Regions from separate parts of the Homo sapiens genome. Here all the other regions are linked to region 5. Evidence: chromatin loops called from intact Hi-C (ENCODE). Cell type or tissue: B cell. All regions are shown on one strand. Region 1 has its middle 59 kb from the start of ATXN1. Region 2 overlaps ATXN1 (ataxin 1). Region 3 overlaps ATXN1 (ataxin 1). Region 4 has its middle 29 kb from the start of DTNBP1. Region 5 overlaps ATXN1 (ataxin 1).

Region 1 (5,000 bases), 490 kb after region 5:
ACTGTTCTTTAGGGAATTGTCTTTTATCATTTTCTAGTTTGGATTATATATTACCATTACCTATCTACCTATACTAAAAGCTACAATTATTTTTATTTTATATATAATTTACCAAATGTATAGTACACTAAATTTTATGTGTAGCATAGAATTACAGCAGTGATTCTCTTTCTGAATAATACCAGGGCTAGTGCTTTCTGCTGCCTTTACTGTTTTAGCCCAGGGTAGAAACATTCCATTCATACACAGATAACCTCATCTCCAAAGAATCAAAATGGTTTACTCTATGTAAGATATATATTTATGGAGAGAGACAGTGAGAATGAACGCAAGAGCATGAGCAAGAGAGAGAGGGAAAACAACTGGAAATGGGGTTCCCTTGAAAGAAGATTCCAAAGTCTCAGTAAGTATTTTTGCCACCTTTCTAGGCGCACCGATGCAGAACTACAGTAAACTTAAGGAAAAAGCAAAAGCACTGAAGTTGTGAAAAGGATGATGCAATTGGCACCATGGAAAGACCCCTTGAAGCTAGAATCCAATTAAGTCAGTTTCAAGTCCAAGATCTCCATTTATTGGACCTACAACTTTAGAGTTTCATTAAAAATCTCCAAGCACCATTTTTTGTCTTGAGCAAAAAGTGTTAAGATCTTAATATTAGTATTAAAATCTTAATATTAATATTAAGACATTAATATAAAACAGTCGAGATATAACCCCCTCCTATTTCACAAAGTTATTGTGACACTTGAATGAATGAATGCTATAAAGTTGTTTTGTCTACCATGACAAGAAGGCATTATTTAACTTAAAAAGCAAGCAAGCAAACAACTGCAGTTTCTTGAGCATCTACAAGCGCCAGGCATTGTATCAGATTCTTTGCATGCATTTTTGCTCTTCACAACACCTCCCGCCTCAGCCTCCCAAAGTGCTGGGATTACAGGTGAGAATCCCAGCCAAAATGCACCTGGCCAAAATGATCATTTTTTAAGTTGATGATAAACTACTTAAAAATAGAGCTGGGTGCGGTGGCTCATGCCTGTAATCCCAGCACTTTGGGAGGCTGAGGCGGGCGGATCACTATGTCAGGAGTTCAAGACCAGCCTGGCCAAAATGGTGAAACCCCATCTCTACTAAAAATACAACAATTAGCTGGGCATGGTGGCGTGTGCCTTTAATTCCAGCTACTCAGGGGGCTGAGGCAGGAGAATTACTTGAAACCAGGAGGCGGAGGCTGCAGTGAGATTGTGCCACTGCACTCCAGCCTGGGTGACAGAGCAAGACACAGTCTCAAAAACAAAAACAAAAAATGTTTTTAAGTAGTTACCCCGGTGAAGTAAGTATTGATATACACATGTATTGATATATACATGTAAGGATAGAGCTTGTTAAGTATTGATATACACATGTATTGATATATACAAGTAAGGATAGAGCTTCGACTCATATTTTCCACGTTTTTCTTTGCCTTCCTAACCCCTAGTAATCCCAGTCCTCAAATCTTGGCTTTGGGGCTGCTGAGTTTGGTGGGAAGAAAGAAACATCAGGCACCTTCACACCTGACTTTGTCTCCTCTGTCTCTGTAGCACTGAGTGGGTAGCAGGTTGGCACAGACATGGGGTGAAAAAGTTGAGCTAATCTTTAACTTTTTTCTACCACTCTTCTCAGATGTGCCAGACAATGAAAATAGACTGTGACCTTTTCATTAAAACAAAGTGAAAGCTGAAAGGATGACACAGTTCTCCAAGGTAGTAACCTGTAATGTTGTAGGCACCTTGAGTGCCCTCAAATTCTGTATTATCTCACCTGGCCCTTCTCTGCAGGTTTTGCTCTTTCCCGTGGTTTGCCCCTTTCTACTGAAGAGCCTGCTCCTCACCTATTCGTGCAATGTTTGTTTTTAGCCTGTGTTCTGAAATATCGATGTTCTAGCAGCCAACTCAGAATATGGCATAGAGTTTGTTCTGGGTGTTCTCCTGTCCATATCGATTGGATCAAAGGGAGATCCATCTGGAACCCACTTAATGTCCTTCCAGATGGTAAGCTTGCTTCCAGATGGCATGTTTAATAGGAGAAAAAGAAATCACTAAACACAAGCATCGTAGCGCTAGGGATGGCCCTGTAACTTTATTTCTTTCAGGATTCCTCAAGACATTAACTCTTTTTTTTGGTCTTAGATTTTCACAGGAAAAGTTTCCAATTCTCAGGGTGAAATTAGGGGCCTTTGGAGAGTTATGATGTTATTTATAGCCAAATACCAATCATCTATAACTGCGCACCTGCTTGTGGTGGTTTGAATCTTCTCATTTTAAAAGTTTAGATAAATTGATAAACCATTATCAAGCTGCACAAAGGGCTTAGGAGCCTCTGTTGTCAAAGTGCCACCTACTGGATGCAAGCTAATATTTGGCTGATCCTAAAAAGCAGAGAGCTTTCAGCAAGCCTGAGCCGCCTCCAGTTTATCATCAACTTAAAAAATGATCATTTTGGCCAGGTGCACTTTGGCTGGGATTCTCAACTGTAATCCCAGCACTTTGGGAGGCTGACGCAGGAGGATCTCTTGAGCCCAGGAATTTGAGACCAGCCTGGGCACCCCCATCTCTCCAAAAAAAATTTTTTTTAATTTTTATTTTACTTTAAGTTCCAGGATACATGTGCAGAACATAAAGGTTTGTTACATAGGTATACGCGTGCCATGGTTTGCTGCACCTATCAACCCGTCATCTAGGTTTTAAGCCCCACATGCATTAGCTATTTGTCCTGATGCTCTCCCTCCCCTCCTCATCCCCCAATACGCCCCAGTGTGTGTTGTTCTCCTCTCTGTGTCCATGTGTTCTCATTGTTCAACTCCCACTTATGAGTGAGAACATGTTGTGTTTGGTTTTCTGTTCCTGTGTTAGTTTGCTGAGGATAATGGCTTCCAGCTTCTTCCATGTCCCTTTTTATGGCTGCATAGTATTCCATGGTCTGTATGTACCACATTTTCTTTATCCAGTCTATCAGTGATGGGCATTTTGGTTGGTTCCATGTCTTTGCTATTGTAAATAGTGCTGCAGTAAACATACGTGTTCATGTATCTTTATAGTAGAATGATTTATGTTCCTCTGGGTATACACCCAGTAATGGGATTGCTGGGTCAAGTGGTATTTCTGGTTCTAGATTCTTGAGGAATCACCACTCTGTCTTCCACAATGGTTGAACTAATTTACATTCCCACCAACAGTGTAAAAGCATTCCTATTTCTCCACACCCTCACCAGCATCTGTTGTTTCCTGACTTTTTAATAATCTGTTGACCACATAGATGTCTTCTTTTGAGAAGTATCTGTTCATATCCTTTGCCCACTTTTTGATGGGGTTGTTTGTTATTTTCTTGTAAATTTGTTTAAGTTCCCTGTAGATTCTGGTTATCAGACCTTTGTTAGATGGGTAGATTGCAAAAATGTTCTCCCATTCTGCAGGTTGCCTGTTCACTCTGCTGATAGTTTCTTTTGCTGTGCAGAAGCTCTTTAGTTTAATTAGATCCCATTTATCAATTTTAGCTTTTGTTGCAATTGCTTTTGGCATTTTCATCAACCCCATCTTATAGAGATGGCAACCCTATTTTGAGGAGATGGCAACGCCATCTATACAAAAAAATAAAAATAAAATAAAAAATTAGCTGGCCATGGTGGCACACACCTGTGGTCCCAGCGACTCAGGAGGCTGAGGCACAAAGATTGCTGGAGCCTAGGAGGTTGAGGCTGCAGTGAACCACTGCACTCAAGCCTGGGTGACAGAGAGACCCTGTCTCTTAGAAAAGAAAATAAAATTTCCATTTGCAAGATAAGTGAGCCTACTAAACATCACAAGTTTGTGCCTCAAAAGAGGCAACATGCTTTCCTTTGAGCACAGGTTGGAGACTGGATGTTTGGAACCTGGCCTCCTAAGCAAGTACTACCAGATAGGACACATACTTCCTAACTCCTTTGCTGCTACCTTGGTAAATGTCCTTTGCTTCAGACTTTTCAACACACAAACTTGTGTGGCCTGGTACCTTCTATTCATTCAACAAAGAAATACATATTCATTCATTTTTTCATTCATTTTATCAAGGGTATCCTATGTGACAGGCCGTGGGCTTGGAGGTAGGGACACAGAATGATGATGGTGGGCAAATTTTCATTGAAGCCTGGATCATCCAGCTCTGAGCCCCTTCTTCTTCAGCACACATCCCTGGGACAGTGGGTTAGTGGAATTTGCACCTTTGCCCTGAACTTGCCCTTGCTCCATAGATGACACAGGGATCAACTAGGGGCAACCCCAATCAACCCTACAAGCTATGTGTGCTCCCTCATGGCCTACTGGCTGTCAACTCAGGAACGAAAGGTCCAGACCTCATCTAAAGTTCTCAGGGCCTGGATCCATAGACAAGGTAGTAGGTCATTCAACTTTGTTTTTTCTCCTGGCCAGTCAGAGATTGCAGGTATTTGCACATGTAGCCCAGCTGCCAGCTGAACAGTGCTCAAGATCAAAGAGTGATATGTGACAGGTCCCTGTGTGGTCACCAACACTGGCCGCTCCAATGGCCACAGGCCAAGTGCCCTAGCAGTCCCGTGGACTTTGGAGTTTGGATCCCTGCAGCCCTTAGTTACGCAAAAATTGAAATAAAGATTGTGGCGATGTAGCTAGGACTGATGTTTTCATTTGCAGTATCTATGAAGATAGGGTTTGCTTAGCAGAGTTCTAAAAATCCTATCTTCTTTGTATACTTAGTTAAAAATAAAGCGAAACAACAATATCCCCAAGACTGGGGGTAAGAGACAGCTGATAAATGCTTACATTTATTAAGAGGATACACAGTTCTCTTCATACTCTGTAATGCAGAATACACAGTAAGAAGAATTAATCTTACATTAATTAAGAGAACACACAGTTTTCAAGTAACCTGGAATGCTCTATAAACACCTATCAGGTTCATGCAACTATAGATCATTTTTATCTGTTTCTAAGCAAACATTTCTTAGG
Region 2 (5,000 bases), 89 kb after region 5:
TGTTTGAGACAGGGTGATTAATGGGAGCATGGTCCCAACGCTCTGGTGTAGCAAAAGATTGAGAAGTGAACACTGTTGTAGAGCTACGAAAAGATATTTGGCACATAATAGGTGCTTAAAATGCTCATTAAATGAAAGAATTAATGCATAACCCTTCCTACTGAATGTTTGTGTCTAGAAGATGCACTGTCTCAAACTATTCCCATTATAAAAGTAAATATTGTTCCTGTGTACAATTAGTCCCTTCCTCTAGACTATTAATCCCTGGCTCCTGGCAAAAACTCCTTGCATTTGTACAGAAATGGAATCGGTTTTTGGCCACATTAAGCGATACTTCTTTCCTTAAGCACATCAACTCCCTCTGTGGCTTTCAGGAATGCTTAGCCTTTGGAATAAAGTAGAAAGTACAGAAATCCACTGGAATACATGGCCTGGCACATGTCAAATCAAAGAAGGAATAGAGAAGCAGGGAGCATTCATGAGATCTGAACAGTCTGACCATGCAATACTCCTTTTTTTTATTTTATTTTATTATTATTATACTTTAAGTTTTAGGTTACATGTGCACAATGTGCAGGTTAGTTGCATATGTATACATGTGCCATGCTGGTGTGCTGCACCCATTAACTCGTCATTTAGCATTAGGTATATCTCCTAATGCTGTCCCTCCCCCCTCCCCCCTCCCCCCACCCCACAACAGTCCCCAGAGTGTGATGTTCCCCTTCCTGTGTCCATGTGTTCTCATTGTTCAATTCCCACCGCAATACTCCTAACGCTAATAATTGTAGGTGTTAATGGTAACAATTTGTTATAAATGATACAACATATTTCTATTTGTTCCTTAGCTTTCAAGCATTCGCTTGATGTCATGGTCTGAAATTTGGCCAAGGTGTTCCTATTTTCAGGCCTCGATATGCCCACAGATGCTTCCCTGGTTATCCTTCATTGAACCAACTCCTCCACTTACTAGCTGTGTGACTTTGTACAAGTAAGGTAACCACCCACCCTAAGCCCCAATTTCCTTTTCTGTTGAATAAGGGTAATGATGGTACATATGTCTTACAACTGTCATGAGCTTTTTGTATTGTTTTCTTCTTTGAGATGGGTTCTTGCTATGTTGCCTAGGCTAGGCTCAAACTCTGGGGCTCAAGTGATCCTCCTGCCTCAGCCACCCAAGTAGCTGGGAGTACAGGTGCATGACACTGCACATGGCTTCCCATGAGCTTTTGATGAACTGCTGCATGTAAATATTTTAGCACAGTGCTTGGCACATAATACATGTTCAATAAATGTTATCTATTCCAATCATTATTATAATTAATAGCCAATCCTATTCTTATGATAGTTCTATCACTGTCTACTCATTTGCCTGGTAATCATATACTCTTTGTATTTTATAAATATATACATTAATATATTTTATAAATATTTTTATAATATTTTGAGTAATTTAAAATGCCCAAATGGCTGTTTTCTTGTGATACAACCATGGAGTACTTTCCAGGGTGGGTATGGCAGTGTGCAAAGGAAAAGGCCTGGCCCTGGGCAGTGCTATTTTCAGAGTGTGTGAGGGCCAGGCTGCACCACATCCCATATTTCCCTTTGAAGAAATCAGCCAACGTAACAAGCAAAGGTGCCAGGGAGGCCTTGAGGGTACCAGTGTACAGGGGACACTGCTACATGTGCATGCTGAGTGGCTGCCCGGGTCTGCCTTTGTGTACTAGGGGAATGTGTGGTGAGGCTGGAGGGGACAGAGCTGGCCACCTGTGAGAAGGACTCTCAGGGCTGCTGTCATCATTTGGCAGAGTCCATCCTTCTACTCCAACCCAACCTCACTCTCAGGGAGGGGACGGATGAGGACCGCTCATCCTATCATCTACAGGGTTTTTAAAGTGTGGGTCCTCATTCTCTGGCCTGGGTGGCCATGATCCGAGGGCATTTTGTTCTGGTGCACAGATACAAAGACTGGGGATGGGGAGGACAGTAATCTTTTATACAAGGACACATGAACCACCACACTGGTGCCTTAGAGAACATAGGCAACGAATACTCTGCTGCAGCATAAGTGATCGAAAGTCACACGTTAATGCAAATTATGTAAATCCTCACTAAATGATTTGAATAGAAAGGAAATCACCATAGCACCACTGTTCTCCATAACGTGAGCTGCAGTGTTCTATGCTGCATTTTACTTCCCCGGTATGAGGGCAGCTAGAGAGATGGTGGGATGACTTTCACTGTCTCTGGGGACCTTCAGACAAATTAGCTATCTTGTGAACAGTCCCAGGATGCCAACTTTCTAAATAAACATCAAAATGCATTTACTGTCTGTATCACTTAAGAGGTTGAGAATGGAGGGGGGAGCCTAACTGCAAACATTTGCGTGTTTTTATTTAACAATAGCTTAGCTATTAGACAATATAGAGTATTAGAAAGACTGTCTTAGAAGACTGAAGAGGTGAAGCTGGTGTTCTGAGTATGTCTACACAGCCTGCATAGAGGCAGATGTATATAAATGATCATGTTACTCTGCCTAAAATGGATAAAACTCGGAACAAAACAATCCACATTTAGTAATACCCTGAAGCTGACTCTAATTTGTATTCACTGTGACAACTCCTTACTTTCAAATCTGAAGTAATTATTAGAAAGTGAGAAAACAGACATTACTTTTGGGAAGCTGGGAGATGGCTTTATAGTCTAAGTTGCCACTAGATAGAATGACCCATAAAAATTACTTGGAAGGCTATTATCTCATAACCGGGGCCTATAAAATCTAACAGTTACAGATTCTCTCTCTCTCTCTCTGTCTCTCTCTCTCGTGTGTATTTTAATTAAAGACTTAAACTGCTAAGAGACAAAACTGAAAACATGTACGTAATCCAATTTTGCATAATGTCTCTGCGGTTTTGTAGTTGATTTTCCCCATCTGACCCTGACTTACATGTGATACACACACATTTACTGGTTTATGGTAGGAAAACTGCTCTGGCTGGGTACTGGCACTCGCCTTTGTGATTCAGGCATGAAACCATGAGGTGCCCAGCTGGAATTCAGAAGAAGTACATTAGGACAGAGGGGCAGCTTTGTATTTATTTATTAGGTTCTTCCAACTTAAGTTGCCAGGGTAGCATGAGCTTTTTAAAAACAGTTGTTTCTGGCCTTCCTGTTTTAGGCTTTTATCTAATAGAGTGTGAGAAGACATGAGTTCACATGCAGCTAAGGATGAGATTATTCAAACTGAAACCAACCCCACATATCAAACCGTGGTGTCATTTTCGTCACTTTAACAGTAGAAAGGACACAGGAAAAAAAAAAGAATGAAATCATTTACTGAACTAACAGTTACATTTGTCCCCTCCTGCCTTGGATAAATAATGACTAATTTTTAAATAACAGATTGGTACAGCTCTGAGATTAGGAGACAGAAAGCATGGAAAGGTCCTCAGACCTTTTAGGTTTGGTGCTTTCCTGTTCCTCTGAATGGGCATTTTTCAAAACCATTTTGAATGTAAAAGGCTGTAGAGTTCAACACTGGGCTTCTTCCTACTTTATGAGGTTATACACAGGTTCAAGGGTGAGGGTAAAGACAAGCAGGTGCAGAGTTTCACACGGGAGGGTGGGGGGGGCGTGAGTGTGCATGCATACATATTTGTGGGAGATGAGCGTGCATGCAAATAGGTGTGCAGAAGTGAGTGCACACAAATGCACATGTGTGGGTGAGTGTGCATACAAGTACATGTGCAGGCGTTGATATGCATACATGTGTGCAGGCGTGAGTGTGTACACAGTGTGCAGGGGCCATGACTGTGCATGTATATGTACACTGCAGGGGCAATATGGAAAAAAACATGGAATACAATGCAGTTTAGCCACGACTGGCAGCCAAGATTGACCTTTAAGCCCATTTCATGGCCACTGCATATGCATTTTTTATTATATGCCAATCCCAGGACCTGGTGCAAAGATAGCCAGTAAGAAGTAAGATCTTCATCTTTTGAAGTATATAAGGGTTTTTTTTTTTATTTGCCTCTGTGCTAAGAAGAATGGCCAAATCATATTCCTCTTCATTCCAAGTTGGAGCAGAACAGCCTTAGGTTGCTGCCAACTGTTATCCTTCGAGAGGGCCACATATTTTGAGGTTTCAGAGACAGTGAGGTAGATTCTGCCTTGAGAAATATCAGACACTCAAGTACTCCGGCGACACACTGAGCAAATGTTTTTGCCAGCAGAAAGATATAGGTGGGTTCACCGTGGCGCAGGTGAGGGAGAGGAAGCTGTGCACAGTAAGCGCACTTTCTCTTCTCCAGACATCCTGGTGCCACAGTAGTTCCCATTCTCTCTCCTCTTCTGTAACTTCTAAGACCTTTGCCTTAAGTGAATGGATCCTCCTAAGACAGCCATAACTGCATTTATTTACGTCCCTGCTCTTTGACTTGAAAAGTTCACCCTTTCTTGGAGAGAGAGACTTGGAAAAGAGAGGCATGAAGGGTCTCAAGCCCTGGCAATTCTGCCTCAGTGAATCCGACTTCTACCTCCACAGTGAAATCTCCCTAGCTAGTTGAGGGGCAGCAGTATTAATTGTTCCTTCCTAAGAGTTGTCAAGCAAATCAACCTGAGAACTGGAATCCACCCAAGACACACCTATGCCTTTTACAATAAAGATTCAGTGAAGAATCCTGCCCTTCACAACAGCCTCCTCAAGTAGGGAAAACGCTACAAAAAATGGATACATGACAACCAGGAACTCCTTCACCCACAGAGAGATGTTTCTTTGATCTGCCTTATCTCTGCCATCTGTTTTCCCAACCTGGGCCAATGTGGTCTAATTTCAGTTCTTTCATATTTTCACAAGTCAGAGGGAAACCAGGAATCTTAAAGGTTTACTACTGAAAAGCACTTTATTTTCAGTAAGGTGCTTTAAAAAATAGAATTGTCATATCTGATCTGATTCAGGTAAGAAATTTCAGAAAGGGAACTCTAGAATTCATTTTTCATAA
Region 3 (5,000 bases), 180 kb after region 5:
CATCTCCAAGTTCTAAGCATTTATAAAAGGTATTCTCTTTTAAAGATAAAGACAAGTTTAGAAGGCAGGCCCCTTTTTTTGTCGCAATCGGTTAAAAAGTGAAGAGAAATAGAATGGGCTGAACAAAATATATAGCAGGCTCTGTGGTCTGCTTTTTCTAAAAGTTCTGCCCACAGATTTTCAGACACCAACAGCAACAAACAGTCATTCCCTCCCTCCTGCAAGTGAGGGTGACAGCCAATGCCAGGAGCTACAGCAACAGAAGAATGTACTTTAAAAGAGAGACAGGAGAATGGCTTAGACCCTCTACCTGCCATCACCATCACCTCCTAACCAGAAATGACAACAAGCAGCACTTTCTAGGAATTTGTTAGTGGCTGTGATCATGTGTCCTTCTTGCACTCACGTTTCTCTTTTGACCAAATATTATTTAGTAAGATGTGGTTGAGTGGCCCCTGGGAATCACCATTGAAACAGAAGGCTTTCTAAGTAAAATATCTGTTCAGTATCTGTTCTTGCAGTGCAAAGCACATTTCAAAAGTTCAGCCAACGGCTAGGAAAATGTTTGGGGCACGCAGAATCCCTTCTACGCCAACAGAACTAATCTCATGTATGCATTTTTCAGCTCCTGAGTTGAGAAGACATATTAAAAACCCAGCAACATGTTTATCTTCATTAAACAGCAAATGTCCTTTCAAACAATATACAACAGGGCAGAGATCACTGTTTGTGCTAATGGAAAGTGATCAAAAGCCCCAAGATTCTTTGGTTAGCTGACTCTGAAGCCTGCTCGTGCTTGAGTTTCTACACAAAGTACATCAAAAGAATATAGATATCACTGGAGATTCTAAATGTTTAAAGTCTCTAGGACTAGCAAGAAAATATGCTTGAAACTATAGGAAATGGGGAACAGAACATTACTGTTGACTTCCACCTTTTCCCTGTAACACAATACATTACAATCTATAAATAGCTTAGGCTGTCTGTTTAAATATGCACCTCCCCCGGAAAAGATAGAGGCTTCCGATCATCTTGCTATTTGCAAGGAATCTTACTCACAAATCAATCTAACAGGCCACGGTGATATTATGGGGATGTAAAAGGGACTGAAATGATCAAGAGCGTCACGTGTCTTCCAAGCCAAGTGGGGTCCTATGCCTTGCTGGTTTGAAGAAGTGGGAGAAACTTCATCAAGAGCAGCAACTCAGGTGTCTGTCCACCAGAGTAAGCAGGAGGTTCTGACCAGCAAGGGTAGCCTAGGGCATGGGAGGGAGGGAGACAGTGACTTTAAAGCTTTCCTGTTCTGTCACACTTCCTGCACCTCTGCCCAGAGGTGGCTGCTCCACAGACCCAAGCAGAAAGCAGACAAGAAAGGCAAGATGTCAGGAATTCTCTTCTCTCCCAGTAGCATCTTTCCTGTTCTAGCCTAAATGCAGGGGAAAAAGATTTGGGGCTGAGGCACCTCTGAATCCCAGGGAGCTCAGGAGCTCACTCTGATTCCTTGGAGCTGAAGAGTTGCTGTGTGCAAGCTGCACACAGCCGTAGCGTCTCTCATTAGACTCTCTTCTACCACTAGAGCCAGGCAGCTATGAAGAGTGACATGACCAGCCAGCCCCAGAAAGCAAAACGGGAATGCAATCAATACATGCCTCCTCTCGCCCATCAAACAGCTTTCTTCCTCCTTTCTCCCAAATCAAAACTGACTCCCTCTTGTTGGATCACAAAGAGCAAGAACGCAATGTGCAGTAGCCTTGTGGAGCTTAAAAAAAAGAAAAACAAAAAAAGACTGTCAGCTTGCAAGAATTTTACCAACCGGCAAGACATTACCCCTCATGTCCCAGAGCCATAGGGAGGCTGCGTCTGAGAGCGAGGCACACCAGCAGGAGAGAGACAGTTCTCATGGGTGGATGGTGAACCCTCTCTTATCAACAGCTAGACTCAGCAACCACACATTCCGTTTTACTTTCTCGCCCACATTCAAACCATTTTATCTCCACTAGAGGGCCAGGATGGAGATGAAATTTCAGCCTGGCAGTTTTGCTGCTGATTTAAGATTTGATCCTAAACCTTGGGGAGGGAGGGCTCGAAGGAAGGGAGGTGGGGTTAAGGCAACTCAGATACTCACGTGGGCATATCTGGGTCCCAGGCAATCCCTGGGTTCTGCCACAGGCTCTCTATCTCATGGGATGACACTGTTATTAAAATAATATCCACGGCACTTTGGGAGGCCAAGGTGGGCAGATCACGAGGTCAAGAGATCGAGACCAGCCTGGCCAACATGGTGAAACCCCATCTCTACTAAAAATACAAAAAATTAGCCAGGCGTGGTGGTGGGAGGCTGTAATCCCAGCTACTTGGGAGGCTGAGGCAGGTGAATCACTTGAACCCGGGAGGCAGAGGTTGCAGTGAGCCGAGATCACGCCACTGCACTCCAGCCTGGCGACAGAGCGAGGCTCTGTCTCAAAATAATAATAATAATAATAATTAATAATAATAATATCCATAAAGTACAACACAGGACACCTTCGGTAGCCACCTAGGCTCAAAAATTGGGTTATCTCTGACTCCATTCCTTTCATTGTTTCTAATACCCAGTTGCTCAGTTTGTTCAACTCTTTCTTTGTAGTGTCCTCCACATCGGTCCCTTTGTAACACGCCCACAGTAGTTCTCAAAACCTTATCTCCTTACGCCTGCAACTGCCTTCCCTCTGGGACCCCAGTCTCTTTTTTCTCCACCATCTCACGGGATATGGACACAGCTGTAAAGCTCATCTCACTAAAACATGGTTCTTCACATCCCCAACTTGTTGAAAAATCTCCAGTGACTGCCAACCCCCAGTTCAGGACCCCTCCCCACAGCACTGCCCATTTACACAGTGACCACTCCTCCCTCCCTACCACTACCACCCCCAAACCACAAACCAACAAGAAGCACCGTGTCCTGGGAATCTGTCAGTGGCTGGGACTCAGTCCTCCTCGCAGGCAGGTTTCTCTTCACCACATAATACACACGTAGCGAATGTGGTTGAGGGGTCCCCATTCTTTGGTCTGACACATGTGGTGTGACCCCTATCTCCCTGTCCAAGGCAGTCTCCCCCTTTCTCTCTATGAGCTGTCCATTCTCCGTGTTGAGTCCTACACGGAGCTTCCCACTTACTTTACATGTTAGATTGCTGTGTTTTCCTCAGCATATGCGTGGCCCCTGTCTGGAAGCCCCTCTTCGTTGATCTGGAGCTGAATTGTGGTCTGTTCACCAGGACCCCAGATGAAAGATGAAAGCATGAGAGAAGCGGATGCAGGAGGGGGATGGTATAGGGTGGTCCATACACCTGGGATGGAATCATGGAAGCATCCCAGACAGGTTAACTTTGCCTTAATAAAGCTTCTTAATTTTTAACAAGCCTAATGATCTCCATCTCATTCAGGAGGAACAAGGTCAGAAAGACAAGATGGGACCAGATGACTTGTGAACTGTGAGTTGAGCTCTGGACTGTTAGACAGTGATGTGTCTAAGACAAGGCCAATGTCTGGCAGGCCGGGGCTTTAGCGTAAGTTTAGCCACCTGCTAAATTGAGTTTAATTTGCCCGTGTCCTTATGATTGTCCCATCACCATAGCTAATTAATGTTAACTATGTTGTTATTTTTATTAATGCTCTTTTAATTTTAGTAAATATTTTTGAGCCAGATCTGACTGTTCCAAGCCTGGGCTTTGGGGGCTGCCAGGTATATTACTGCTACAACACCATCAGGAGCAAGTCACAATGCATTCTTAAGTTCATTCATTCTTTTACCCTACACGTTATCGAGCACCTACTGTGTGCTGTGTGAGAGGACTGGGACGTTGGGAGTTATACAAAAAGCTAAAAGCCATGCTTAGGACATAGCAGGTGACAAGTGTCCCTTCTAGGCCAAAGCTTTGAAGCATTGAATTGCTGGTGCAATTTTCCAATTTTTCTCTCTTCCAGTGATCATGAAAGAGGCCCCTAGATGGCTGGATAAAAAGATCAAAGCAGACTGCATCATGGAGTTATGCATGGAGGACAGTTGTCCTGGAGAGATACTGCATCCACAGCGGTCACTGTATGAATGAGAAATAAACTTTTATTTTGCTAAGCTACTGAAAGTTTAGGGTTGACCTTTCTGCAACAAAAGCTTATCCTATCCTGACTAATACAATAGCTTTTATTTTCTCTATTATTACCATTTGGTAATGAATCATGTCTAACAATGCCTTGTGCTAGGCTTTATATTTACTGCCCTCAGTATCTTTTAATTGCCTTAATGTCACTTTTACTCACTCCTTGCCACTTAATGAGACAAGAGCCTCTTGAAGACAGTGACCTTGGCTTGTACTTTCAGGGCTTACCTTTTCACCCTCCAACTCACATTTTCCTTCCTCTCATCATTTTCCCCAAAATTTAGTTGTGAGCCTCGCAAGCAGTAGCTGCTTAACTCATAACTGATGACTTGATATTTTCCCACTAGGAAATAATTCCCAATACGTAATAACAATTATTCATTTGCATTAACCAATACCACCATGCAGGCATGGATCATCAGGAATTAAGTGCAATGGCTACAAGAAGGCATTAGCTATTCATCTGTGAATTTATCTTAGCCATGGCCTTGATTCTGTGTCAACCATGGCTCATCATTTTTACTTATTTGTGTTGACCCTAATGTCTTTAGGTCTATTTAATGATTTTGGTCTGGGCTTCTAAAATTCTCATTCAGTCATTTGTTCATTCACACAAATACAGTAGTCAGTTTCTGAGAGGTAGCAGAGAAAAAAAGCTATGGAGTCAGGCTAGCTGTGAGACTGTGGGCCAGCCACTTGACCTCTTCATGTCCCCAGTTTCCTTTCCCACAAAACGAGTTTAAAATGTATCTTGTAAGGTTGTTGTGAGAATTACACAAGTTAATATATGCAAGATACATAAAAGTTATTTTAAATTTTAAAATAAAGCAGTACTGGGCATGTTGTAAGTGCTTAGAATGC
Region 4 (5,000 bases), 640 kb before region 5:
TATTTAGATTGCAGTATCTTTTTATTATCTCTTTAGTAACTGGTTATTAAAGTGACTATTTATTAAATATATTTTTAAATATTAAACATTTTTTATTGAGGTAAAGTTCACAGAACATAAACTTCATAATTTAAGAGTATATAAACCCGTCTCTACAGAAAATAAACAAATTAGCTGGGTGTGGTGGCCTGTAGTCCCAGTTACTTGGGAGGCTGAGGTAGGAGAGGGGCTTGAACCTGGAAGGTCAAGGCTGCAGTGAGCCAAGGTTGCACCATGGCACTCCATCCTGGACGACAGAGTGAGACCCTGCCTCAAAACAACAACAACATAAAGAGTATATAATTCACGGTATTGCATAGCCATCACCTCCATCTAGTTCTAAAACATCTTCATTGCCCCAAAAGGGAACCCCTTACCCATTAAGCAGTCTGCTCCCCTTCCCCTTTCTCCCAGTCCTTGGCAACCACTAATCTTTGTCTCTATAGACTTACCTATTCTAGATAGGTCATGTAAGTGAAATCATATAATATGTGGCCTTTTGTGTCTGGCTTCTTTTACTAAGCATGTTTTCAAGTTTCATCCACCTCATGGCCCAAATCAGTACTTCATTCTTGTTTATGGCTCAGTAATATTCCACTGTATGAATATACCACAGTTTCTTTAAGCACTTACCAGTTGATGGACATATGGGTTGTTTCCATCTTTGGCTACTGTAAATAGTGCTGCTGTGAGCACTGGTGTACAAGCTTTTGTTTGAATACCTCTTTTTCAGTTCTTTTGGGAATATACCTAGGAGTGGAGTTGCTGGGTCATATGGTAATTCTATATTTAACTTTTTAAGGAACTGCCAAAGTGATTTCCACAGAGGTTGCATCATTTCATATTCCCACTAACAATGCACGAGGGTTTCAGTTTCTCTATGTCCTCACCAAACATCATTAAATATATTATTGAGAAGTTTTTCTGGAACTGTAATACAGAATTTATGAAAATCTAAATTTACAGAACGGTTTGGAGGGCATTTTGGCACATGGCTTGGCATTTTTAAGTTGTTAACAGTGTGAAGTATTCGGTGCTTCCCTGCAGTCAGAGCCCCTGGTTATTCTGGGAGCCACATGGCACTTGACCTCACAGTTAGTTTTAAGGCTCTGTTCCCTTGCTCGTTCCATGGTGTAGAACATTCCCATTTCTCATAGACCTTTATTTCTCAATTTTCTTTCTGCAGAGCACAAAGCCTTCCTCTGTATCCCCCACCCAGTAACTCCTCCCAATCCCCCAGTCTTATTAATATCCCAGCCCGTAGGAAAAACCGTCAAAGGAGATAACACCTGCCCACACATCCCCCATTGCACTCTGATAATATCTAATGAGACTTTCCAAGGCTCACCTTCAGCATGACAAACACCAATTCTCCCTGCTGGATTCCTGCTGTACCTGTCCCCAGTCCAACAACTTCCTGTTAGGAAAACCTGGCAGTTTTTCAATTAAGCAGATTGCACATGTCTTTCCAGAAATCTCAGGATCCTGGTGTGGTGAAAAGGACAGAATATCTGGGCTCTAGGCCCCATCTGTCACCCATGACCTTTGTTCTTTTCAGCATTTCCTACTGAATTTCTGCCAACTGCAAAGTGCTGTATTATACAGTGGACAGATCACTGGTCCTGCCTAGGTCTCAAATCTAGGAGAGGAAACACCTTGTCTTTCCTGGATCTGAATGATCCTGGACATCTATTCCACCTGAAAGTAATTCTTTGCTTCTGAATTGGAAAGACTGTCTCGATGGGAGGGAACAGTGATACTATTTCTTGGTACTATAAATGGTACTATTTCTTGTTTTATCGAGTCTAGAAGTAGGCGTGTAACAAATGAGTAAACGTTCCCAAAATATTTGGGAGAGGACATGAGACATGGAAAGAAAATTGAGACTTGCCGTCACTTTCACAAAGCCCCCCAAATTCAGCAGAACAAAAATCTCAGAAGGAAAGGCAATCCTCGAACTTAAATGCATTTTTACTTTGTGTATTAGCCTTATTTTTCCAATTTCTAGGGAACCACTGGCTTAGAGAAGAGAATCCAAAGAAGCAGAAACCCAATCTTCCGCTGACGTCTCAACAATGTGCCATCTGAACGATTTCTCATTTCTCTGTCTCCCTAGTTTCTTTTTCAGTTAACTCAAAAGTTTTCACTGGCCCATTTGAGCATTTTCGAAGTGTAACTAACGTCTACAGCCACTAGAGGGCAGACCGCAGCCTGAGGTCCGGTCCTGAGGCTGCAGAACCATCACCTCATTTCATTTTCCCTGCGTGCCTCCAGACGGCGCTGCAGCTCGTGTCAATCTTGCCAGCTCCGACGCTCCTGGCGCTGAGCTCCTCACTGGAGAGGGTAGGGAGAGTCTACCGTATCTGAGAGGCAACTGAGGAAGGGGCACCCTTCCTGGAGACGCTGCCCTGCATCAGAATCCCAGGAGGAGCTTTCCTCTTTGTATTTAAATTCTGTAACTGGAATTCATCATTGGCATAAAAAATATTTATAAAGTTCTTCGGCAGCGTCGTAGGCTACTAAGCGTGGAATAAACAGACGCTGCCCCGTCAGGGTTGAGTGACCCATCAAAACTCCTGAGGAACTTTCTCCTGTCAGTTTCTTCAGGGACAGCAGGACGACATTCTCCTTTCCCTCCCTCTAAAAACACAGGCAGGATATCATCTTTGGAGTCTTAGCATTCTCACACATCATGTTCTCAGTTCATCCAGAACCTTGAGAGGGAGGTATTCTATTTCTCCCAGTTTCATTTTTATTTTAAAACTCAATCTCGGGTTTCAGAAATCTGTTTTAACGATTTTAAACTTTTCTTTTCTTTTCTTTTTGAGACGGAGTCTTGCTCTGTTGCCAGGCTGGAGTGCACTGGCGCGATCTCCGATCACTGCAACTTCTGCCTCCCGGGTTCAAGCGATTCTGTTGCCTCAGCTTCCCCAGTAGCTGGGACTACAGGCGCCCGCCACCACGCCTGGCCAATTTTGTGTATTTTTAGTAGAGATGGGGTTTCACCGCATTAGCCAGGATGGTCTCGATTTCCTGACGTCGTGATCTGCCCTCCTCGGCCTCCCAAAGTGTTGAGATTACAGGCGTGAGCCACCGAGCCCGGCCCGATTTTAAACTTTTCAAAGCAAAGTTGATGTTAAAAACATGAAATACCACGAAAGAGCTTGTCATGAGAAGGAACGTTCCCAGTCTATTCCTTCCCACACGCCACCCCTGGTTCTCCAGCTAAAGGCGACCTTTAGGAACTTTTAACAGTTTCTATTTTCAGGATTTCTTGGGGGTCACCTCCAGATCTCTAAGTGATGTACCCATGGTACTATTTCTTGTTTTATTGAGTCTAGATTATAAACAATCTACTGAGTTTCTCTTTTAACAGATGAGGATTTAGCCTTTTTGAGGAAGTCTCTTGTGATCTCTGTTTTGAAGATGAGAAAACTGAAACTCACAAGGTTCAAGTGACGTGTCCAAGGTCACATAACCAAGAGCTGATGGAGTGGGAATTAGGACCCAGGTTTCCTAACTCTAGGATCCTTGTAATTTCCACCCCACGTTGTGGGGGACTCAACCCGCCTTTGCAAAAATTATAACTGAGAAAATTATGACAATGAAAGAGATCTGACGTAACCAACTCCATCTTGCTTCTAACCTCCAAGCTGTCCTTGTTCATTCCTGGGTGTAGGCTGAACTAACTTTGCGAGGAACTTAGTTTATAGTTTAACTTTGAAACAAAGGTGACAACAGCCCTTTCCCAAAACAAACCCCCTTCCTGCTTGGGACCAGACTGCCTTTAGAGGACTAATAGATTAGCCTCTATTAGTCCTCTAATCTTGTGGCTACAAGATTAGAAATTATGGTTCAGGAGTCATGCAGCTGGAGGCTATAAGATTCTGAACTGGCCAGGCACGGTGGCTCACGCCTGTAATTCCAGCACTTTGGGAGGCCGAGGTGGGTGGATCACGAGGTCAAGAGTGCAAGACCAGCCTGGGCAAGATGGTGAAACCCCGTCTCTACTAAAAATACAAAAAAATTAGCCAGGCTTGGTGGCACGCGCCTGTAATTCCAGCTACTTGGGAGGCTGAGGCAGAGAATTGCTTAAACCCAGGAGGCCGAGGTTGCAGTGAGCCAAGATTGCGCCACTGCACTCCAGCCTGGGCGACAGGGAAAGGCTCCATCTCAAAAAAAAAAAAAAAAAAAAAAAAGGAAAAGAAAAGATTCTGAAGATTCTGAACCTCCTTGAATTACTCCTGGGGATAAATCATCATTGTAAAATTTAAGATCAGTGCTTGAGCTATTTTGCAGACTCTGTGCTGGATATATCAGCTGGCACCACCCAGATGGATACACTGGCTCATCTGGTCTTGTGGCCCCCACCCAGGGACTGCCAGACAGCACAAGAGGACAGCTTCGACTCACTGTGATTTCATCTCCAACCCAACAATCAGCACTCCTGACTCACGGTCCCCTAGCCACCAAATTATCCTTAAAAACTCTGATCCCTGGCTGGGCGCCGTGGCTCACGCCTGTAATCCCAGCACTTTGGGAGGCCGAGGTGGGCGGATCACAAGGTCAGGAGACCGAGTCCAGCCTGGCTAACACGGTGAAACCCCGTTTCTACTAAAAACACAAAAAATTAGCCGGGCGTGGTGGCGGGCGCCTGTAGTCCCAGCTACTCAGGAGGCTAAGGCAGGAGAATGTCGTGAACCCGGGAGGCGGAGCTTGCAGTGAGCCGAGATTGCGCCACTGCACTCCAGCCTGGGCCACAGATCGAGATTCTGTCTCAAAAAAAAAAAAAAAAAAAAAAAAAAAAAAAACTCTGATCCCTTAATTCTCAGAGACTGATTTGAGTAATAATAAAACTCCGGTCTCCCCTACAGCCAGCTCTACATGAATTAAATTCCTTCTCTGTTGCGATTCCCCCATCTTGATAAATCAGCTCTGTCTAGGCAGTGGGCAAGGAGAAC
Region 5 (5,000 bases):
ATCCTCATCTGCCAGAGCCACTACTCTCCAAGATTCCCCTTAGCTCTGGGTCCACACTGGACCTACGATTTCCTCTCCCTAATACACACACACACAAACACACACACACACGCCAACTCAGCAGAGGCCGCCAGAAATAATCCTGTTCTCTGCAAGTTTCAAAAGAATTCCCAGTACAGCCACTCATATGATGACGGAGTGAGACTGTTAAAAACCGAATTTGATTATGGTTAAAAAACCCAAATACCATACAAAAATAGGGCTAGTGCACTGAATGTTTTCTCAGTGGGTTACATGCTTGGTTTGTCCATCTCTCTCTTCCTTTTCAAGTTGTCATTGAAGTTCCCCTTCACACCGTCCCCTTTCTCATTGGAAAGTAACAACTCGCCATTAACACTAGAGACGACAGCTCTTTCAGACAAATCAGATCAGTGTGTTCAAACCTGGACATACAAATGGTGACCCTGGAGCCAGTTCTTATGGTCAAGTATCTCAGTCTCTTACTAACCACTGAAGTCTGAGTTACTGCTGCTGTGTGGGCAAACCAATGCCCAACAGACAAGAGGCCAAATATCAGTGGAACTGACATGACCCAGGCTAGCAAGCAGCGGATGTGATTGCTTCCACAGGTAGCAGCTGTAGGTATGCACAGTGCAACATGCTGTGATTCTGAGAGCTGTGGGATTGGGCTTTGGGAATTCCACACCCTTGGGTTTTGGTATCTCACATCCAGACCCTCTTTTCAATGATCTGATTTTCTTTCTTTCTTTCTTTCTTTCTTTGGAGAGATGGGGTCTTGCTATGTTAACCAGGCTGGTCTTGAAATCCTGGCCTCAAGAAATCCTCCTTCCTTGGCCTCCCAAAGTGCTAGGATTCCAGGCATGAGCCACTGTGTGTAGCCAATGATCCGATTTTAAAACAAACACAATAAAGTAGCGGCCTTCAGCATTCAATCCTTGTCCATGTTGGAGCAACACTGAAATCCCTACTGAAACATAACCCCCTTTCTCTACTCTGCCCCCTACTTTGTAACTATTTTTTAGAGGGGGCAATGATTTTTTTCCTTCCTTCCTTCCTTTTTTTTTTTTTTTTTTTGAAAAGGTCTTGCTTCGTTGCTCAGACTGAAGTGCAGTGGCGTGATCTCGGCTTGCTGCAACCTGTGCCTCCTGGGCTCAAGTGATCCTCCCACCTCAGCCTCCCAGGTAGCTGGGACTACAGGTGCACGCCACCACACCCGGCTAATTTTTGTACTTTTTGTAGAGGTGGGGTTTTGCCATGTTGGCCAGGCTGGTCTTGAACAGGCCTCAGTGATCCACCCACTTGGCCTCCCGGTGCTGGGATTACAGGCATGAGCCACTGCAGCCAGCTTGGAAGGGGCAATGATTTAATGGCCCTTATTGGTTTTGCTCCAACATCATCAATGAACATCATAATGAAATGACAAATGATACAACAGAAAGTTCTCAATCCTTAATGATTTTGATCAGATATCTAGGAAGGTGCAGGTTTAGAAATTTGGTGTCTCGATATCAAAGGACATTTCAGTAAGAATAGAATTTCTCATATGACAAGAGAGGCGCTTAAAGACTGGGACGGAAATGAAAAATAAGGTTAAAAAAACCCTAAAACACTTATGCTGAAGAAATGAAGTGTTGAAGGAGTAATGTCACTTATTTACTCTCGCAACCCAGGTGTTTTTTTTTTGAGATGGAGTCTCACTCTGTCGCCCAGGCTGGAGGGCAATGTGCCAATCTCGGCTCACTGCAACCTCCGCCTCCCGGGTTCAAGCGATTCTCCTGCCTCAGCCTCCTGAGTAGCTGGGATTATAGGCGGCTGCCGCCATGCCTGGCTAATTTTTGTATTTTTAGTAGAGGCGGAGTTTCACCATGTTGGCCAGGCTGGTCTCGAACTCCTGACCTCAAATGATCCACCAGCCTCTACCTCCCAAAGTGCTGGGATTACAGGCGTGAGCCACTGCGCCCTGCCCACCTAGGGTTTTTGTAAGTGACAAATAACTGTGTTCTGTACAGCCTTCCCTTGTAAAAAGAAGTTCTAATAATGAACTTTTATCTTTAAATTTCAAGACTCACTCTTAAGAAAGGGAATGCCAAACGCTCCCACATTTCCATACCAACGAGCAAGGAAAACTCATGCGTGAGACCTACTCAGAGAGAACCAGTCCATGCGCCCCCTGCTGGCCCTCCTGCAGCACTGATCCAATAAAACCCCACAGGGTTTCATGAGGGATATTTATGCAAGAGTGATGTGTCAGAATGCAAAATGAGAACATTTGCATATAGTAGGCCCAGCCAGTAAGGGAATAGGTTAATTAGCCCAAGGCAGCACTAGGGAAGAAAAAGCAGCGGCATAAAAGTCCTTTCAAAGCCAAGTAAAATGTCAAACACATTCAGGAAGGGTCTATTAGCAATGCAAATGTAACATTGCCTGTACAATTGAATGCACAATACACAAAACTAGAAAACTCCTCTGAAGGTACTTCTTTAGGAAGCCAGCTTTCGTAAATTTGAAAAAGAATGCTGACTTGGTTCTCAGTAGTGCTCAGGTTTAATTATACTGTTTATTTGAGAGACATCGGCTTAGTCAGCCCTGAAGACTCACTGGACTGGTCTTCTGCGAAATGATTGCTAAGACATATTGGCCTTAACACACAAATCCAAATTTATTCTTCTGAAAACTTATCCATTGATAAACAGCATCTTTTCCAGAGATTGCCAATGAGAAATCAAGGACACAATGATTAAGACAGCAGTTGCAGCGAGCTGGGGCCAAACCGATAAAAGTTTCCACCCATCCTCCTCCTACATTTAGGGCTATTTACCAGTGCAGCACGGAGCAGACAGGGCTCTCTAACGCTGAGGTATGTGTCCCTTCTCTGGGCCCCGTAAGCTTTCAGTACTGATAAGGGGAAACCCACGGGTAGAGATTGGGTCTTGCTGTATTTTCAATGAACCACCAGAGGGCGCCCCAGGATGGCACCACATTCCTGGTCTATCGGGTGATCATGGGACTAAACAACAAAGAAGTAACTTATGAAGGTGGAAAAGTAGATTTGGAAAATAAGGAAGAGAGAAAAAGAAACGAAAGAAGAAAAAAGAAAAAAGGAGAGTGGGATTTCTGCTCTTAGAGTCTCTAGTTGCAGACAACTGGCCTCTGTGTCCTGAATTGCCCTCCCAGGGGACCCCCGAGGAGTTTATCTCTGGAAGCACCTGCCACAACAAAAAGATTTCTTCCAAACATGGGGCCATGCACAATTATATCAATGCCAAATTACCAGAGAGCCACATATGCAGATCGCACTGTTTAAACATTCCTATTGGAAAAGGGAAATTGGAGGGAGAGTTAATAGATGAATCAAGACAAATGTATTTAGAGTTTGCTACCCATGGTTTGCCTGATAATCACTGTTCTGAATACATTCATCTTAAGCCGCTTTAGAGCTACATTAACTATCTCTCTATCATAATTTCTAAATTTAGCCCAGTGGTATAAGGCTTTGCTAGTCGAAGTGTGGTCCTCCGACCCGTGACATCAGCATCCTCTGCAAGTTTGCTGGAAATGCAGACTCTCAGGCCCCACCCAGTCCTGCATTTTAACAAGATATCCAGATGATTCTATGCACAGTAAGGTTTGAGAAACCCTAGCAGCTATCCGATTAAATTTTCTACTGCTAAACTCTTAAGCAAATTAAACATCTCTAGCCTCTTCCTAATGGAGCAGGCACTGGGAAACCAAACTAGGTGTTGTACGTAAACACAGAGTTGATGGAGCCTCGGAGATAAACATCTAATATTTAGGTGATGCTCCACTGCTTCCTCTGGGGTCATCTAAACCTAATACGGCTGCAAATAACAAATGCTGCTTTTCTTCTGGTTCTTTACACAACTGCAGAGAAATATACTTTAAAAAGGCTATTATCATAAATTTTATACACAACTCAATCATTCCCAGGAAGAAAAATGAAATTTAACAAAGGAAGCTCCACACTTCTTTCTTTGCTATAATTTCATTTCGAGAAATTTTTTGCTATTACCATGGATTCAGACTGCTTGGGAAGTGATAGGAAAATGAGATGCTTCTGTGCTAGGGATGTGGGGAATATATGCCCACTGACTGCAAGTCCAGTAAATAGCAGCCAACTGCTCAGAATGGAAGATGCTCTTAGAATTTGATATATAAACTCCTAAAAATACATCTTAAACCTAGGGCAAGAAAATGGGTTGCTTTTCCTACACCCCCAATCCTGTGCTTCTCAGTTTGAATGAACCCATGGCTGCCTGGCCTGTATATCTATGGACAAACAGGGCACGGTTTCAGCTTTAAAGAAGAGGAAGAGCAGGCTGATGAGCTTGTGCCAGGACTGGAAAAACTACGTATGCAAACACTGAAGAGGGCAGAATACCTGGGTGTGAGGACAGAGGTTACTTGGGCATGTCAAGGATTCTCAAAGTGCTGACTCACCAATCTCCTTCCAGCTTTATTACATCACTAAACTGGAAGGCCTGTGTGGTGCACTGGCAGAAAGCACTTCATTTTGGCCAAGCATTAAAAACAGGTCCAAACCCGACATGCTTGGAGTATCTAGAATGGAGAAAGGTGGATTGGATGATAGCTATAATTAGATGCCTTTATGGTTGACTGAACAGGCATGCCCCCAAAGTGGATCACACATTCATTCATCAAACACTCATTCCGTTTCTAGTATGTATGACGGGGACCTCAATTGTTCAATGTCAGTGTGAAGCAAATGGTATGCCAGAACTCTATTTTTAGTTCTGTTCTATTCAATACTAATACAGTGTTTTGGTTATCATATTTCGAAGTAACAGAAGGCTAGAAGGGATATATGTTGCGAATAAGATTCAAATATATCTTAAGAAGCCGGAAGTGATGGTACCAAACCAGGAAAATTAAGATCAATGAGAATAAATGTAAATGCCTGCCCTTGGTTTCAACAGCTCAATTAGCCTACTAGCAGGGTT

What was found. Peaks named below come from ENCODE experiments on the same cell type or tissue, not always from the same donor. Only the 100,000 strongest peaks of a DNase experiment are listed, where the experiment ranks them.
Region 1: it touches region 5 in a loop (30-fold over the local background); 6 of 110 quality-filtered maps call a loop at or near these places.
Region 2: a loop joins it to region 5, with 6 times the contacts of the local background. A loop is called at or near these places in 22 of 110 quality-filtered maps.
Region 3: a loop joins it to region 5, with 6 times the contacts of the local background. A loop is called at or near these places in 58 of 110 quality-filtered maps.
Region 4: a loop joins it to region 5, with 7 times the contacts of the local background. A loop is called at or near these places in 2 of 110 quality-filtered maps.

Annotation. Positions count from the first base shown.
Region 1 is chr6:16,817,551-16,822,550 of GRCh38, forward strand. No RefSeq gene overlaps it. Among named protein-coding and RNA genes, the nearest start is that of ATXN1, 59 kb to the left of the region's middle. In B cell, no CTCF peak of the experiment used is centred here; no DNase peak of the experiment used is centred here; H3K27me3 peaks cover 175 bases.
Region 2 is chr6:16,418,035-16,423,034 of GRCh38, forward strand. The region is part of intron 6 of ATXN1 (ataxin 1); the gene reads right to left. Among named protein-coding and RNA genes, the nearest start is that of GMPR, 180 kb to the left of the region's middle. RefSeq lists an enhancer at 3,170-3,219. In B cell, no CTCF peak of the experiment used is centred here; DNase peaks (open chromatin) are centred at 2,217 and 3,097; H3K4me3 peaks cover 779 bases; H3K27ac peaks cover 3,745 bases.
Region 3 is chr6:16,512,520-16,517,519 of GRCh38, forward strand. All of the region lies in intron 5 of ATXN1 (ataxin 1), which reads right to left. Among named protein-coding and RNA genes, the nearest start is that of ATXN1-AS1, 250 kb to the right of the region's middle. In B cell, a CTCF peak has its summit at 2,020 (motif pointing right); a DNase peak (open chromatin) is centred at 1,972.
Region 4 is chr6:15,689,172-15,694,171 of GRCh38, forward strand. No RefSeq gene overlaps it. Among named protein-coding and RNA genes, the nearest start is that of DTNBP1, 29 kb to the left of the region's middle. In B cell, CTCF peaks have their summits at 2,281 (motif pointing right) and 2,481; a DNase peak (open chromatin) is centred at 2,260; H3K27ac peaks cover 323 bases.
Region 5 is chr6:16,329,315-16,334,314 of GRCh38, forward strand. The region is part of intron 6 of ATXN1 (ataxin 1); the gene reads right to left. Among named protein-coding and RNA genes, the nearest start is that of GMPR, 93 kb to the left of the region's middle. RefSeq lists an enhancer at 2,784-3,078 and a silencer at 2,784-3,078. In B cell, CTCF peaks have their summits at 2,182 (motif pointing left), 3,012 (motif pointing right) and 3,211; DNase peaks (open chromatin) are centred at 2,207 and 2,967; H3K4me3 peaks cover 593 bases; H3K27ac peaks cover 638 bases.